Linked DNA regions of Mus musculus: region 1 is linked to region 2. The links are chromatin loops, found by intact Hi-C in ENCODE. Cell type or tissue: left cerebral cortex. All regions are shown on one strand. Links, peaks and the distances in the headings refer to the core of each region. The heading gives the core; the rest is flanking DNA.

Region 1 (7,777 bases), core at 1,664-5,663, 130 kb after region 2:
AGAAAAAGCTTAAGCAAGCCCGCTGGCTTCCCAGTAAGGCTTGTCAGTGTGTCCATTCCCTTCCGTATACATTGCATTGCTGCTGACCTTGGCACTGAGATTTTTGCTCCTTTTCTGTGGAGCACCAGGTAAAGTCAGGTCTAAATGTGGCATCATCGGACCATTCGCGTTCAGCTTCTCTGTCTGAACTGCATCGTTCTTAGCTGTCATACTGAGTACCAGTAGGAAGGACCAGAGTACACAAGGCTCTAAGTGAGCTCTCACTCCGTCTTGGAATAATGGCATGCTGGGTTTTGTAACTATATTAGATAAATTTCAGGACATTTCACATCTCAAAACAGTTACCACGAGGAATCTCTTTGTTTACAGCTGTTTTATCTCTTTAGGACATTTTCTATTGTTCTTGTTTTGGATCTTTCCAAACCTAATGATCTTTGGTCAACCATGGAAAATCTGTTGCAAGCCACAAAAAGCCATGTAGACAAGGTGATAATGAAGCTGGGCAAGACAAGCTCCAAGGCTTCGGCCGAGATGCGGCAACGAATGTGGAGCGTGGTGCAGAAGGACCATCCGGTGAGCTTCCCGGTTTGTTCTGGCCTCAGTGCCACACCGAGTAGAGACAGTACCTCAATGCAGCTTCTTTCATTTTCTGCATGACTTAAAATGTGTTTGATGTAAATGAACTGGTTTACTGGAAAATTACAGCAATTTCATAAACCTCAGAAAGAGCCAGAGAAGGGGAAGACGCTGACGTCTCCTCGTCAGACATCTGCCGTGTTCACTGCGATGAACCTTACCATAACTCAAGAGAAAGGGAGTTTTAGAGCAGAGTTCTGACACTGATTGTATAATCTTTGTAAAATGAAGATGAAAATCCGGGTTGAACTGGGAGAGGCTGGCTGAAGCTACGGACTGAAGCAGGAGCTGAGAGTCAGCTGCCTCCCCAGCAACAGGCGTCTGCATTCATTCAGTGGCTGTCATGTGACACCCCCCCCCCCCCCCCCCCGCCGCCATCCCCAAACTATCAAGTCCTAGAGTTGCTGTGGTGGCAGCACAAGGTTTTAGATACAGTTGGAATGTCATCATCTAGAAAACTAAGAGAAGCATTTCCTAGTGTCCATAGTTTGTGCGCCTGTGTCTTACAAAGTATCAGGACCAAATTCAGCCAAGCAGCACGCACTTTACATAAATGAGAAGCCCCTTAAAGATGATGTCCTTGTAGGGAAGCCCAGCAGTAGCCGGGTGGAGCACTCAGGAGGCAGAGGCAGGCATGTCAGAGTTCGAGGCCAGCCTGGTCTACAAAACAAGTTCCAGGACAGCTAGGGCTACACAGAGAGAGTCTGTCTTGGAAAACAAAACAAACAAACAAACAAACAAACAAACAAACCAGAGTAGCAGACCACAAAAGTGAATGGGCGCCATGGTGTTATGACAATTGCCATTTCTGGCTTCACACTTAAAATATAGCACAAAGTGAAAGTTAATATCATAGCAAACTCTATTTCAGAAAATATGGTCAACATCAATGACGAGAGTAAAAGGTGTTTTCTGAAGTAAACAGAAATTCCTGAGGACATAGCAATACACAACTATAATCAAGTATATCTGTTTATTAACAGGACCGGGAATTAATTGACCCATTTCCAATACCTCTGGTCATTATTGGAAGTAAATATGATATTTTCCAGGTAGGTGCTTCTATGTCTAGCTGTTCATGGGGCATGTGTAGCTATGCTTTTATGGGAAAATGATGAAATAAGAACAGTACCTCTGGAAGGGACCAGCTCAGAGACATCCATGTAAAAGATGTTAGAAAGGACGGTATGATGAGGACATCCCAAGGAGTTCAGGAAAATGAGCCCATTGGTTAGAACGGGGCGAGGCAGAAAACTTAAAAACAAATCTTAGCACTGAGGGATAAGATTTACTCCCCAACTGTAAACTGAAGAAAGTAGGAAATTAGTTTCTTCTTATCTTGGCTTGTCAGGGAGTCCTTAGGGTATTGCGCAGGATGAAATGTGTGCTTATATCTGGACTCTCTGAAGCCAAGCGTTTAAACAGATCTGATAGCAGTAGGAGACGGCGGCTTGTTCAGTCTCTCCAGATGTGAACGTGGAGGTGACCGAGCCGGACTCCTCAGGGTGGGGATTTAAAAACAAATAATGTGTTTCTCCCCAAGTGAGCTGTTGAGTCCTCTGGCTTATTTTTTCCTTGTAATGATTTTCTTCCACAGGATTTTGATCCTGAGAAGAGAAAGGTGATATGTAAGACCCTGCGCTTTGTGGCACATTACTACGGAGCCTCGCTGATGGTCAGTGCCTCCCTGCCCTCTGGGTGTGTGGAGAAAGGAGCGGGCTGCCCAGATGGGAATAATAGAGACCTGAGCTCGCCCTGCCCCTTTCCTTCTCACTTCCAAAGCTCTGCTTAGACAGGGCCCCTGCAGAGCCCTCTGCCCATGGCCTCCCCACCTTCCACGGCTTGTGTCTGTAAGCCCAGGCAAGCTTCAGAGATATGTTGGTGTGTTCACACATTTTTATTTTTGTCTTCAAGAATTAGAATCTATATTCCTTCAATGGAAGGGCCCGGGAGGAGGGGGGCAAGGGCGGGATTTTAATAAGATGGTGTTTTATGTAAAAGCAATGCTGGTATAGAGGTTAAAATCATGAATTTTGGAGTCGAGCTGCCCAGGTCAGTGTCACTGTGACCAACTCCTTGTCAGACAAGGATTCTGGACCAGCCACCTAAGCTTTGCATCCTCTGAGGTAAAAGCAGATGGGAACCGTGCCTGCCTGCTTCGTGAGGAGGGGTGCGGGCCTGAACTGTGGAGCCAGTGAATAAATAGCCCACCTCAGGAGACGGATGCATGGGGCAGGAAGTGCTCAGGTCCAAGGCGGCCTGAGCGTCTCAGAAACAACCCGAAAAGCACAGGGTTGTAATGATCTTCCGAGGTGGGCCAGACTTTGCTGGTTATCCTTTAAACAAAAGATAAAATGTAAAACTATTTTGCTGAAAAATACTACCTTAATTTCTGAACTGCTTTTGCTAGGCAAACTTAAAATGTTTGCACGTTAAAAGAGTAATTGTGGGAATTAAAATACTCTACCTTTTCTGAGCCTCTATAATGAGACCCTGTCTCAAAAACAAACAAAACAAACAACAACAACAAACAAGGCTATCTTAGCTGTTGAATAAATAGTTGGTGGTTTGCTTTCCTGAGTCAAAGTGCTCAAAGAGAGTAGAGCCCCAGGGCAGGGTGGAGCCTGTTGCTGCCCCAGCTGAACGAGCTCTGTATTCTGTGTATGTTCAATATCTATGCATTTAGAGCACTTCCCATTTCTTTATGTGTTCTCTTTACCTTCTTAGCCTGAGCTCTGTCTGCCTATACGTCAGGCTTTGGAAAGTCTTTTTGCCATTTTGAAAAGAACCAGTGGGGAGGAAGTTTCTAGTTCATTCATTTCTGCTAATGAGTGGAGAGGAGCACCTCCGAGGGTGGGAGGGGTGGCTCTGGGGAGGACACGGGGAGGAAGGGGAACGAGGGGAGGGGGAGGTGGGGGAGACGGGGGGGGGGGGGGCGGGGGAGGGGTTCCCAGCACTGAGCTGACTCAGGAGCACCAGCAGGAGTGGAGGGAGGGGTTTGAGAGGCAGCAGATGGTGAGATGAGTTGGTGAGAAACCTTGAGTGCTCTCCCACCCCTCGACCCTGAGAAACATTTGTGCTTAGGCTTGCTCCTCGCCCCTGTGGTAAAAACAAAATATTACAAAATTACATAGTTTAAAGCAATAACAATATATTATAATGTAACAAATATATAATTTCTTAGTAAAACTAAGTACAACAATCTTTTTTAATTAAAAAAATCCCTATTTTACATATCACACGATAAACATGATCATTATTAAATTCTTTGTTTTAAATGAATGTGTCTGACCTTTGTGAGCCCTTGTGTACTGTACTTCCTCTGTGAGCCTATTCTTACACCAGAGTCAGCGTTGTCCTGTGGACCTGCCATGGGAACCAGAAAGTTGCCATCTTTGCTTTATAAGTATTTCATTTCACTTCATACATCTGAGCCATTCTCCTTTGCCTTTGAATAGCAAAGTATTTAGAAGGCAAACAGTGACTGACCATCTGTGGAGGACACACAAACACACACACACTTCCTGCTTACTCAAGAGTCAGAGCCTAACTCTTGGTGGCAGGCACCCCCTTCACCATCCTGGGGTGCTGCAATTTGGCTCTCTTAGATCTACCCAGGAGAAGATTCAGAAATTGCCTACCCCCCAGCTCTGCAGGCAATTAAAAAAAGAAGCTAAAAAAAAATCAATTCAGGGAGTGCCGGTGTGACTGTCCCCGCCTGCAGCTGTCACAGTTACTTTTATATATGCTTCTCCCTATCTAACTGACCCAGTTAGATTGGGGGACATTTTCTTTTAGAACATTAAGAATGTTTGTGTTAACACACACCGCAAACATTTCAGGCAAACACTAATGTACAAATTAAAAACAAATTCTGATGATGGAAATTGGTGAGATGATTGGTGAGCTCTCTGGGTCCTTCCTGGATCACGCACTCATGAACTCGGTACCGAGGCAAGCTGATCCAGGTTGCCTTAGTCAGCCTCTGTTTTGTCGACTCAAATATACATGTTTTGAGGAAAAGAAGTTGTAATTCTCTGGCCAGTTGTGCTTGTTTAAAGCTGTGTTTTTTACTGTTAGAGGATGAGAGAGCAGAGTGTAATTTATCTCATTTGTTTCTAAGTTTACCAGCAAGTCAGAAGCTCTGTTACTGAAGATACGCGGTGTTATCAACCAGTTGGCATTCGGTATTGATAAAAGGTATTGGTAAATATTTTCCAATCAGTTCCCCCTGTTCCCTGGCTTCTGTATCTCCCTCCACCTTACCACTTTCCTGTGCTTATGATTGTCTTCTGTTCATTTTAAATGGAGTTGGAAGTTTTTGCATGTGTCTTCTCTGACTTTGTTCTTTCTCATGGTTTGAGCTGACTATGGTGTTAGTCTGTCACAACCAATGGTACTGGTCCATTTGGGTCAATGCTCTCATCCATGACTTAGATAAAATGTGGCCTTTGTATTTATACTAGAACGTGGCAGCATATTTAACTGGTGAACTAAATTACAATCTTTTTCTTTGCCATACAGCAAATCAATATGTGTGGATCAAAATAAGCCACTGTTTATCACAGCAGGACTGGATTCTTTATGTCAGATAGGTTGGTGAACTTATTAATATTGCTTAATCTTTTTAAATTGCTTATTGATTTTCTCTTCCTGCCTCCTTGGTCTCCAGCACACCACCATTTCTGGCTTCATTTCGTAACAGTTATTTCATAAGCATTCATTTGTATCCCCAGAATTGAGGAAGCTCCCAGCACATTGACGTACTTGTGATAGAAGGCAGGGCACTGCGTGGAGAAGTAAGAGCCAGAACTGAGACGTGGCTCAGAAATTAGAAGTACTTGCTGCTCTTCCAGAGGACCCAAGTTTAGTTTCCAGCACCAGTGTTGGATACACACACACACACACACACACACACACACACACACACACATACACTCAAGTAGGGAATCAATACTTTCTAACCAAAATGATAAGGGAACCCTTGAAGGTTAATAGTTGAACATTTTGGGGGACAATAAAGATGTTAGAAAGGATAAAAATCTCAGGTTATAGATCAAAAATTGCCAGAAAGTGACTGAATTTTTTAATTTTTTCAAATTAACTTAAATATTCAAGTTATAAATATATTATCCTCATTAAAATAGTAGGGACAGGGACTGTAGCTCAGTGGTAGAGTGCCTCAAATGAGTGAGGTCCTCGGTACAACCCAGCACTTTGAGGGGGAAGAGGGAGATGAATCTCGTGTGTGGTATGTGCGTGTGCATGTGTGTGTGTGTGCACGTGCGTGTGTGTGCATGTATGTGCATGTGTGTGGTGTGGTGTGTGTGTGGTGTGTGTATGGTGTGTGTGTGTGTGTGTGTGTGCATGTATGTGTGTGTGCACGTGTGTGCATGTGTGCATGTATATGCATGTGTGTGTGCATGCATATATGTGTGCATGTATGTGTGTATGTGCATGTATGTACATGTGTGTGCGTGCACTTGTGTGTGTGGTGTGTGCATGTATGTGTGTGTGTGTGTGCACTTGTGTGTGTGTATGCAGGATCCCTCACACACCTCTCTGGTACTCTGCATTTATACACGTGTATATGGTGTAGAAACTTTACCAGTCTGCATTATTGAACTCAGTATACTTTAGTGGGTTTTCAATGTATATTCTGCTTACAGTTCTAATTAATATTTGAACTCTTTCCTGGTTATGGAACATAGCCATACATACTGACAGTTTATTCTCTATAGTAATGAACTTCTGGGCAGTGATCGGTTTTACGTAAAATGGATGGCGCTGCTGTATGAAGCCTTTACCATGAGCACATGCGTATTTCTATTGTGAACACTGAGACCTGGAATTACTGTGAACAGGGCACAGATACCAGTGTAGGGAGTGGGAGTCAGAGTTATAGCTCACCGTTATGTCTTGCTGCCTCTGTTTCCAGTACAACCACCAAGATAGCACAATCATAATAGTGTCTGTAATGTGGAGATGGAAAGCGAGAGACCTAGGACTAGTGCTTTAATAAACAGCATCTGCTTGTTAATAGTTTACAAAAATTGAATCTTTGTAGTCAATTGAGGTAAACTTTCAATTTTAGGGTCTCCTCCTGTTCCTGACAGTGACATTGGAAAACTTCAGGCCCACTCACCTATGGAGCTGTGGAAAAAGGTGTATGACAAGCTCTTCCCACCAAAGGTACATGTTCTTCATTGCTGGGAAGCTATCAGCTGTGACCGGAAATGCCCAAAGGCCTGTTCTGATAACTCCATCTCTCTCTCATGTTCCAAAATGATGAAATGTTTGCTAAAACTGTTGTAGACAAAGCACCATGAAGATTAATAGCTGAGTAAGACATGGCCCCTGTCCCTTCCATACAGGGTTCTCTGGCTGTTAGAAGACGGAGACACCTGACCCTGGCTGGAGGTGGGGAGCACGGGTGTGTTTGAGGTAGATTTCTGAGAGTCTGACGGAAGCTGTAAACAGCAAAGCGCTCTCGATGCCACGCTGATGGAGCTCAGCCTCGTAGACAGATAGTGACTATGGCAATGTGGGCTGTGGGCGTGAAATGACTTGGGAAACTGTAATTTCAGAGTACCGGCACCCTGAAGGCGGTCCAGGACCCAGCCCGAGACCCGCAGTATGCAGAAAGCGAAGTCGATGAGATGAGGGTTCAGAAGGACCAGGTATTTCCAAACCCAGTTTCACCAAAATATAGTATTCATCTGTAAATTCATACATTTTCATAATTTCTTACTTGCAAAATCATCTCAGTATTATATCTATCTGTATAGAAAAAATTCTGATATGCATATAAAAGAAACTTGAAAATCACCCACCACTCCACCACCCAAAGGAAATGTAAATATTTACACAGACCCTTTTCCAGTGTTCCAGTTTACTTGATGTTAAGATGGGTCCTAGCTCCCACGCTTGCTTGGGGAGACACTTAAGACACTCCTGTTTTAAGAGTCTTTGAGCGCTTTTGTTTCTCATTCGGTCATTAGACATGGTTATTCTTTCCTTGTCCTAGGAAAGTTACCTTGTCCAGTTAAGGACTCTACCCTGTCAGGCCAAGCTACATAGGCACACCTGACAGACTCTAGGATCTCTGAAGAAAGTGCTTAGAAGTAGACACGGCAGGATA
Region 2 (7,777 bases), core at 2,300-6,299:
ATTTCCCTGCTCTAGTGCTTTCTGTCTTGTGGAACTTCGCCCTCGGCCACACATTCCCACCATGATGTCATCTGCCATGTTTGATGCAACGGCAATAATCTAATCTCCTGTCTTTAGTAACATCAGAAACATTTACATGCCGCACAGTCAGATATTTTATCACCGAAGTCCAAAATGGAGTAAGACTTAACACCAAGCAAGCTGTCTTCCTTGACCACCATTCCACTGGGAGGACACGTTGGTTGTTGTCCTGGCCCCTTTTTATTCAGACGCTTCTTTTAGTTTTAGGATGGCTCATAACACACAGTATTCTGGACTCTGAGACGAGGGGTTTGAGGCAGCTTTCACTGGTGCTGCACGGCAAAGGGGCACATGCAGTGAAAAGCGCAAACCTGGGTTCTGAGCCAAAGCTGCAGTGGGGCTGGAAAGTGCCACCCAGAAGCACCCTGCTTTTGATCTTGACTGAAGTTGTGACAACTGCACTTCCAGAAATCTTTCACTGTTACCAATTTATCTCAATTTCCACATTTAGTTATACGAACCCATATGGGATGTAGCCCATCGTGTGAGAGCTGTCCCATCGCTATAACGTAGTTACGACATTCCCATGTTTGATAGCTATAACATAGTTAAGGGGTACCCATACAATGTGCATCCCTTGGGCTTCTTAGTCCCCACACCAGACCATGAATCCTGACTCCGAGTTCTAACTCGAATCTGGTTACAGTGTGAGAAGCCCTTTCTTCACAGCCTCTGATGGGCGCGGACTCACTTTCCTTCCAGCCCTCTCTGCTATTCTCCCCATCTCAAGTGCTCCTGGTGCCATGTCCGTGTCCTTTATTCAGTCCCTCTGGTATATTAGTCTCCTCTTAACCACAAAGCCTGGTACCTGCTGTTCTCCCTATCCACAATGCGCTTCCTATCATCCCTTGATTGTTCCTGGTTAATTTTCTCAGACCTCATCTCAAAATAAATAAATAAATAAATAAATAAATAAATAAATTTAAAAAGAAGAAGAAGAAGAGGTCAAGAAAGGCGTCTTGACTTCTGAGCATGAAATATCTCCTGTGCATCACTGAGCTGTGTGATATCACGGGCATTTCCCTCACAGTGCCTAGTGAGTGTATGTGTTTAATGAACATTCATCTTTCTTCCTAGGATGGAACTCTAGGAACACAGAGGATCCAGCTGATGGATTTTGTTCCCCTTTGTATTCCTTATAACACGGAGCCTGGGATCTCACAAGTAGCCAATGAAATGCATCCCTCTCTGCCTTTGTCTATCATCTAATAAATATTTATGGTGTCCTTGCTGAGTGCCAGGCACTGTGCTACAAGCGGGGCATTCACTAAGACAAGAACCAGTGTTTCTGCTCTCACATCTCTTATCATCATGTGAAAGAGGAAGCCAGTATGACTTTGCTACAGAAACCAGACTGTAGCTACCGAGGCAAATAAGTGACTAAGGCACACACAGCCATGGACAGTTAAGAGGGCTGATCAGGGAATTTCTATCTTCTTCCACTTAATATAGAAAACAAAAAAATGAGAAAGCCATGCCTGTGGGTGCATTTGAAAATACATGTGTTTGAAAATACACATGACTGCACAGAGGCCAGAGGTCAGAGGTCATCAGGTACCCTCCTTGCTTGCCTTCCACTTTATCTTTCGAGACAGACGGAGCCGTACACTGAACTTGGAGCTCACTGACTTGGCTGGGCGCCCACTGAGCTCCAGGAGTCTGGCTCAGCATCCCCATAACTGGGGACCACTCTACCCAGCTTGTACATGCCTGATGAGGACCCACTCCTGCTGTGTGGCAGGCACTTGACCTCTAAGCCATCTCTCCTGCCCCTAAAAATACCTTTGAGTTTTATCATAAAACACACAACTCACCCATTTGAGTTATACATGGTCATGGCTTTTAGTGTAGTCAGAGATGTACAGGTATGGAACTTTCCAGAGACACTTTGATTACTCACCCTTCAAAGCACTTCATCCCCCACATACCAGTGGTTCTCAACCTTCCTGATGCTGTGAGCCTTTAACACAGCTCCCATGTGCTGACCCCAACCATAAAGTATTCTAGTTGCTACTTCATAACTACAATGTTGCTACTGTTGTGAATCACAATGTAAACATCTGTGTTTTCCAATAGTTTTAGATGACCCCTGTGAAGGGTTGTTTAACCCTCGAAGAGGTTGCAACCCACAGGTTGAGAACTACTGCCCTAGACGAACACCTGCATCTTTCTCAGCCCAGGGTAATGATGAATCCACTTCTCTGAGCATCCCATATTTACGGAATCATACAATATTTCCAATTTTGTGATTAGCTCTTTTCATTTAGTGTATTTTCCAAGGCTTATTCAACCCGTAGCTTGATTTCTCTCCCTCATCACCCTGTCTGTCTTTCAGTCTCACCCTGTCTGTCTTTCAGTCTCACCCTGTCTGTCTTTCAGTCTCTCGAACCTCAGGTTCACTATGTAGCTGACAATGAGCTTGATCCTTTTAGGTCCGGGCCGCCCAGCTTCCACCTCTTTTTAGCTCTGAATACTATTCCATCCTATCATGTGGAGCTTGGGGTTTTTGGTTGTTTGCTTTGGTTTTGTTTTCTACGGCCAGAAAAAGGAAGCTACTGCACCTTTAAAAAAAATCATAGCCAAATTCAGTTTGTCATGTTTCTAGAAAAAGGTGACTGTAAGTAAATATTGGCTGAGCCTTACAAAGATGGCAGTCATGTTGAGAAAGCTGCTTTTTATGACTGAACGTATTCACTCAGCTCACTAGTCTATTTAGTGTTTCTGACTCACAAACGGAAGTGATTCTATTTTGGCATCCTCCGTCTTTCTCTTGTTGGGTCTCTGCTGACTTGCTGTGCTAAATTATGCAAGTTACTTTAACTGTTGATTTAACTCCCGCATGCTCTGTAAAATGAGCCCAGTCCAGCCTGCTTGTTTGCCAAGGCTGTTTGGAGACAATTTTTCATATGCTATGCATCATCAGCTCCCACAGAAGGCAGAAAGAATTTGATGTGTGGGGGTTGTCTGGGATCCAGTCCAAAATTAGTGCTCATCTGGAAGAAACATGGACGCCTGGTGCTTGCTTGCTGGCCTTATTTGTTTTCACTTAGGGCTTTCCCTCTAAGGAACTTTGCAAAATTTATCACTTTAGTATTTTTTATATATATATATAAGGTTGGCTTTTTCTTTTGTAAAAAGACTGAAGTGGGAAAAGCCTTCTGATGCCTTCTATTAGTGAACTGTGTATCAAAGAGAGCAATTTGTCTGACCTAGTTTGATGACCTGGGGAAGGATTACCTCTAACATCCAGAATTTGTCCCTCTCCTCCCACTCCCCTCCCCTTCCCTCCCCTTCCCTCCCCTCTCCTCCCTCTCCCCTCTCTCTGGTCCCTTAACAACTCCCAAGACTGGCCTCTTTAGGCCCCTGCTTGGGATGTGAAATCCAACCAGATTTATCATTCATGTGCTCACGCAATATGCTTTTGTGCGATTTGCAAAAGAACATAACAGCTCCTCCCTTTGAAATGCTTGCTGGCCTACAGTGGCAATAGTAGGTCAGGCAAACGTGTGCACTCACTCCAAGAGAGGCAAAAAACCGGACGTTCTGAGGGCAAAAAACGGGAGCAGAGGTTTCCACTATGTGGGGCAGTCTGGAGACTCACTGGGCTGAGAGGAGAGATAGAACTTTTAAAGGTGGGAAGGAAACAGCATGTCAATGCTCCCAGCTGGATTCCTCAGACCTCAGACCACAGTCACCCGAGGTGTGAGCAGCAGCTGTAAAAACTAAACTTGCACAACTACGAGGGAGGTTTTTCAGGCTACACACGGAATCCGTTCTTGGCCATTTAAACCCAACCTGGAAGACAATAAAGGCCTTGGCAAAGTGCACACTTACACTAGTTAATGTAGAAAGACAGACTGGCCAGAGGAGAGAGTTCACGCCTAGAGACAATGCAACAGGATGGTCCATAGGTCCAATCGAGGCAAAAGGAATGGAAAAGAGGTGACTAAGTGCTTCATCAGGCCTTAAAATCTAGGTGTGGGGAAGGCAGTGGGAATACCTCTTGGGTCAGGGCTCTTTACTCCGAGGGGCACCGGGAGGAGCTAGAGTTATAAACACCTCCTCCAGTGACGCCAGGTGGTCGGCTGCGTCTTCCGATTAGCTACTCCGGCCGCCAATCCCGCAGGAGGCGGCGCTGTCCCGGCCGCTCGGAGCTCCGAGTGCGGTCGGCGCGGGCTGAGAGCCGGGGAAGCCGGCGGAGCCGGGTGACTGGCGAGCCGGAACATCAGGCGCCGCCGCAGAGGTAGGCAGGTGGGCAGAGCGCGGGGTCCAGCGTCCTCGGGGACCGAGCCTCCCGGGTTCCTTACCCCGGGAACCAGGGCGTCCTGGGTTGCCGGCGAGGAAGGGGTCGGCGGGGTCGGCGGAGTGGGACAGGGATGCAGCGCAGGACGCCTCGCGCCCTGGCTCGGCCGGGTCCCGGGTCGCCCGCAGGAGCTGGCTGGGGACGGCTCTACGTTCCTCGGGCTCCTGTGACGTTCTGTTAGAAAAGCAGGGCCCCTGGCTTGTGGTACCGCTGGGGGTCGTCGGGTAGGGGAGCTGCGGGGCAGCCCCGCGTCCCCGCGCGCCTTGGGTCCCATCGGCGATGCAACAGTTCGGCCTGCGCTTCTGATGAGCCGTGCTTTGAGGGGACCCCGGGACCACAGTTCTCCAGCTTTTCATTTTTAACACCTCTGCTTGCCCGACCGCCCGACGCCAGAGCGCCCTAAGGTGACATACCCCGAAACGAATCTGTCCCCGGAGGAGTTGAGGCACCCTGCCTTGCAAAAACTCTCCTCTAGCCCGGCTACCTGAGGGTCACTGGCTTCTTTGTGAAAGTTCCAGTCTTTGCAAGCCTGGACCTCATAGGCTGTGTGTGTGTGTCCAGGAGGAGTGTGGAGGAGAAGGCTGTTCTGGGCAGTGCCGCTGAAGGGCAGGCATGCCCCAAGTAGGGCTAGGTGCTAAGGTTCTTTGAACAAGCATGCTTCAGCCTAGTTAAAGACATCTTTTCTGCATTGGGGGTAGGCAGGACATAACCTACAACCCAACTGTTCTAAAGAATATATAGGCTTTAGGGGATTATCTAAATTCCATCAGTGTGAGTCTAGGTAGTAACTTTCCTTCTTCCCTCCCTCGCTCTTTCCCTCTCTCCCTTCCTCCCTTCCCAGGACTTTAGTCTTTTCAAACCTCTCCCACCCCCTTTTAGGAGCTGGAAAAGAAACAGGAAGTCAGAGATTCAGAGAAAAGAGCGTTCACTCCACAACTATAAACAGTTTATTTTGTGCCAGTAAATATTTCCGAAGTCACTGGAAGTCTTTGGAAAACCTCAGTTTTTGTCTGCCCCCTGCAGAGAAGGTAGATCCCCTTAGAGTTCAAAACTTAGAGAGGACATTTTTAGAAGTGGAAGCCATACAGTCCTGTCACTAGGGACGTTGAAAGTGTTGAGAATTCCCATTCTTAGCCAGCCAAGGTGGAGCTCTGCTGGGTTACAGCTGCCTTCTACCTAGATACAGAATTACAGAGGGACCCAGGACGCCTCTTGTCTGGACCTTGAGCTATCACAAAACCAAACTGAAGTCTTGAATTTCTTTTTATTATGACCTGGTTGTTGGGCACCAAAGATGTCAGATGCATGTTTGGTCATCTTTAAGCTTTTCTACTTCATCATAAAAATGTATAATTACAACAACTAAAGACAAATAGATGTAGTTAACTTTGAATTTTCTTGTATTGTTACCTAGGTATCTCTACCTGGCAAAGTGTAAGAGATATGTACTGTACTTTTCGTAGTTGGGGTTAACAGTTACTTCTCTATTATTTGAGTTATTGGTGAGATTCCTGGCAGGGATAACAACTAATAATAAATGGTTAAATCTGTAAATGTGTTCTTAGTATATATCCATTTTTGTTTGTATATATTCTTTTTAATTGGGATATAATTCACAAATCATAAAATCGACCCTTTGACAGGGGATTGGGGCATATTTGCGCAGTTATCACTATCCAGTTAGAGAATAGTGTCTTCCTGCCCACTAAGAAACTCTAGTCCAGTGCTTCTCAACCTGTGGGTCGAGACCTTTTTGGAGTAGAATAACCCTTTCTCAGAGGTCACTTAAAACAATCAGAAAACACATGTATGTTATGATTCATAACAGTAGCAAAACTGTAGTTATAAGTAGCACACCACACGAAGCCCGTCTCGGGCCAGTTCACCCCATAGCTGCTGCTGTTCCTTGGTGGTTACCCCTTAGTACCGCTCTCTCCAAGATCCTGCTGCAGCAACCGCGTCGTGCCAGACCTCACCCAACTTGTCCCCAAGAACACTTCAGTCCTTGTGCTTCTACTGCACAAGGCTCAGCTGTTCACCCTGACACCTTCATGCCTTCAAAACCATCTGGGTGACTCTATACATTACCAAGTTTGTCCGCCAGCATGAGATGCAGCCTTGGCTTTCTCTGGACCACAGCTTCTGTGCGCTGACTCTGAGGACATATTCCCAGTAAAATTTACCTCAGTATTGCTGGTCTCTAAATCGCTGGTAAAATCTCAGCTCTAGCTAACCAGCATTGATTGCCCAGGTAAAGCAAAGGTCTTACTTCAGGGGCTCTGGTCCCTTCTATCAGGCTGATTCTTCAACCCCAGCTGTCCAGATTCTTAAACCAAAGTATCGAATGATCCCAATAAAGTTTTTAAGGTACTCTGTTAGTGGCAACTTGTAATTTTTTGTTGCGGTTTTCCTCCTTAGCCCAGCTAGCTCCCAAATAATTGAGACTGCACTATTCTATTTCTTTAACAAGCTTTAAGGGCACACCAGCCAGGCAATATCACTCTATTTTAATCCTCTCAGCTAATCTGGATACTTCCTAGTCAGAATCCCAGTGATGCTTGCATTTTAGCACCGATCTGGCGATCTGGGCTCTTCATGTTTTCTCATGGTGTCTCCTTGACTCTCCCCTTGTGGAATCCCCACTTTCTCTCTTTCCTTCCCTCTTCCCCATGCTGGGAAGAAGTCCAACCCTATTCTCTCCCCTGCTCAGTCATTGACTGATCATCCTTTTCATTGACCAATCAGAGAACAGATGAGGAGCAATGCCTACACAACGTTGAGGCCAGAGATACTTAGAATAAGGACTGCAATCAGATATGGGGGGTCCAGAAATCAGCATTTGAAAAATGCAAGGATAATTTTTACATGGTGCACAATAACGTTATGCCTACTGTACTCTCAAACTTCCTTCTGGAACTTCACAAGCCAGGCCTCCAGTGTCTTTATCACTTGCAACATTGTCATCTCTCAGGCTCCCAAGAACAGCTTGCTGAGCTCTGAGCGCTCAATGGCTTTTCCAAACTCTTTGCACAACCCTCCTTAAAAAAAACAAATCAAAACAAAAACAAAACAAAACAATAATAACAAAAGCATAGCTTGGGAGCAGATGTAGAGAACCATTAGGCCAAACTCAGAGAACCCCACAGAAGAGGGGTCAGAAGGTTTGTAGGAGGCAGAGGGGTCAAAGACACCACAAGAACCCAGCCCACATAATCAACTAAGCAGGGCTTTTAGGGACTCACAGACATTGAACCAACAAGCAGGGAGCCTGCTTGCATCTGAGCTAGGTCCCCGACATATATGTTAACAGTTGTGTAGCTTGGTCTTCTTGCAGGACTCCTAACAGTGGGAGTGGGAGGGTGTCTCTGTCTCTTTCAGCTGCTCCACAGACCT

What was found. Peaks named below come from ENCODE experiments on the same cell type or tissue, not always from the same donor. Only the 100,000 strongest peaks of a DNase experiment are listed, where the experiment ranks them.
Region 1: a loop joins it to region 2, with 2.3 times the contacts of the local background. A loop is called at or near these places in 2 of 42 quality-filtered maps.

What each region holds. Positions count from the first base shown.
Region 1 is chr17:84,642,486-84,650,262 of GRCm38, forward strand. It overlaps Dync2li1 (dynein cytoplasmic 2 light intermediate chain 1), which reads left to right. Exons shown (of 13, transcript NM_172256.2): 6 at 387-573; 7 at 1,620-1,688; 8 at 2,234-2,311; 9 at 4,760-4,836; 10 at 5,161-5,231; 11 at 6,731-6,828; 12 at 7,224-7,316. Among named protein-coding and RNA genes, the nearest start is that of Dync2li1, 20 kb to the left of the region's middle. In left cerebral cortex, for the core only: no CTCF peak of the experiment used is centred there; DNase peaks (open chromatin) are centred at 3,567 and 4,301.
Region 2 is chr17:84,507,641-84,515,417 of GRCm38, forward strand. Plekhh2 (pleckstrin homology domain containing, family H (with MyTH4 domain) member 2) reads left to right here and starts at 4,255. Exons shown (of 30, transcript NM_177606.4): 1 at 4,255-4,324. In left cerebral cortex, for the core only: a CTCF peak has its summit at 4,204; DNase peaks (open chromatin) are centred at 2,915, 3,833 and 4,199; H3K4me3 peaks cover 1,488 bases; H3K27ac peaks cover 1,219 bases.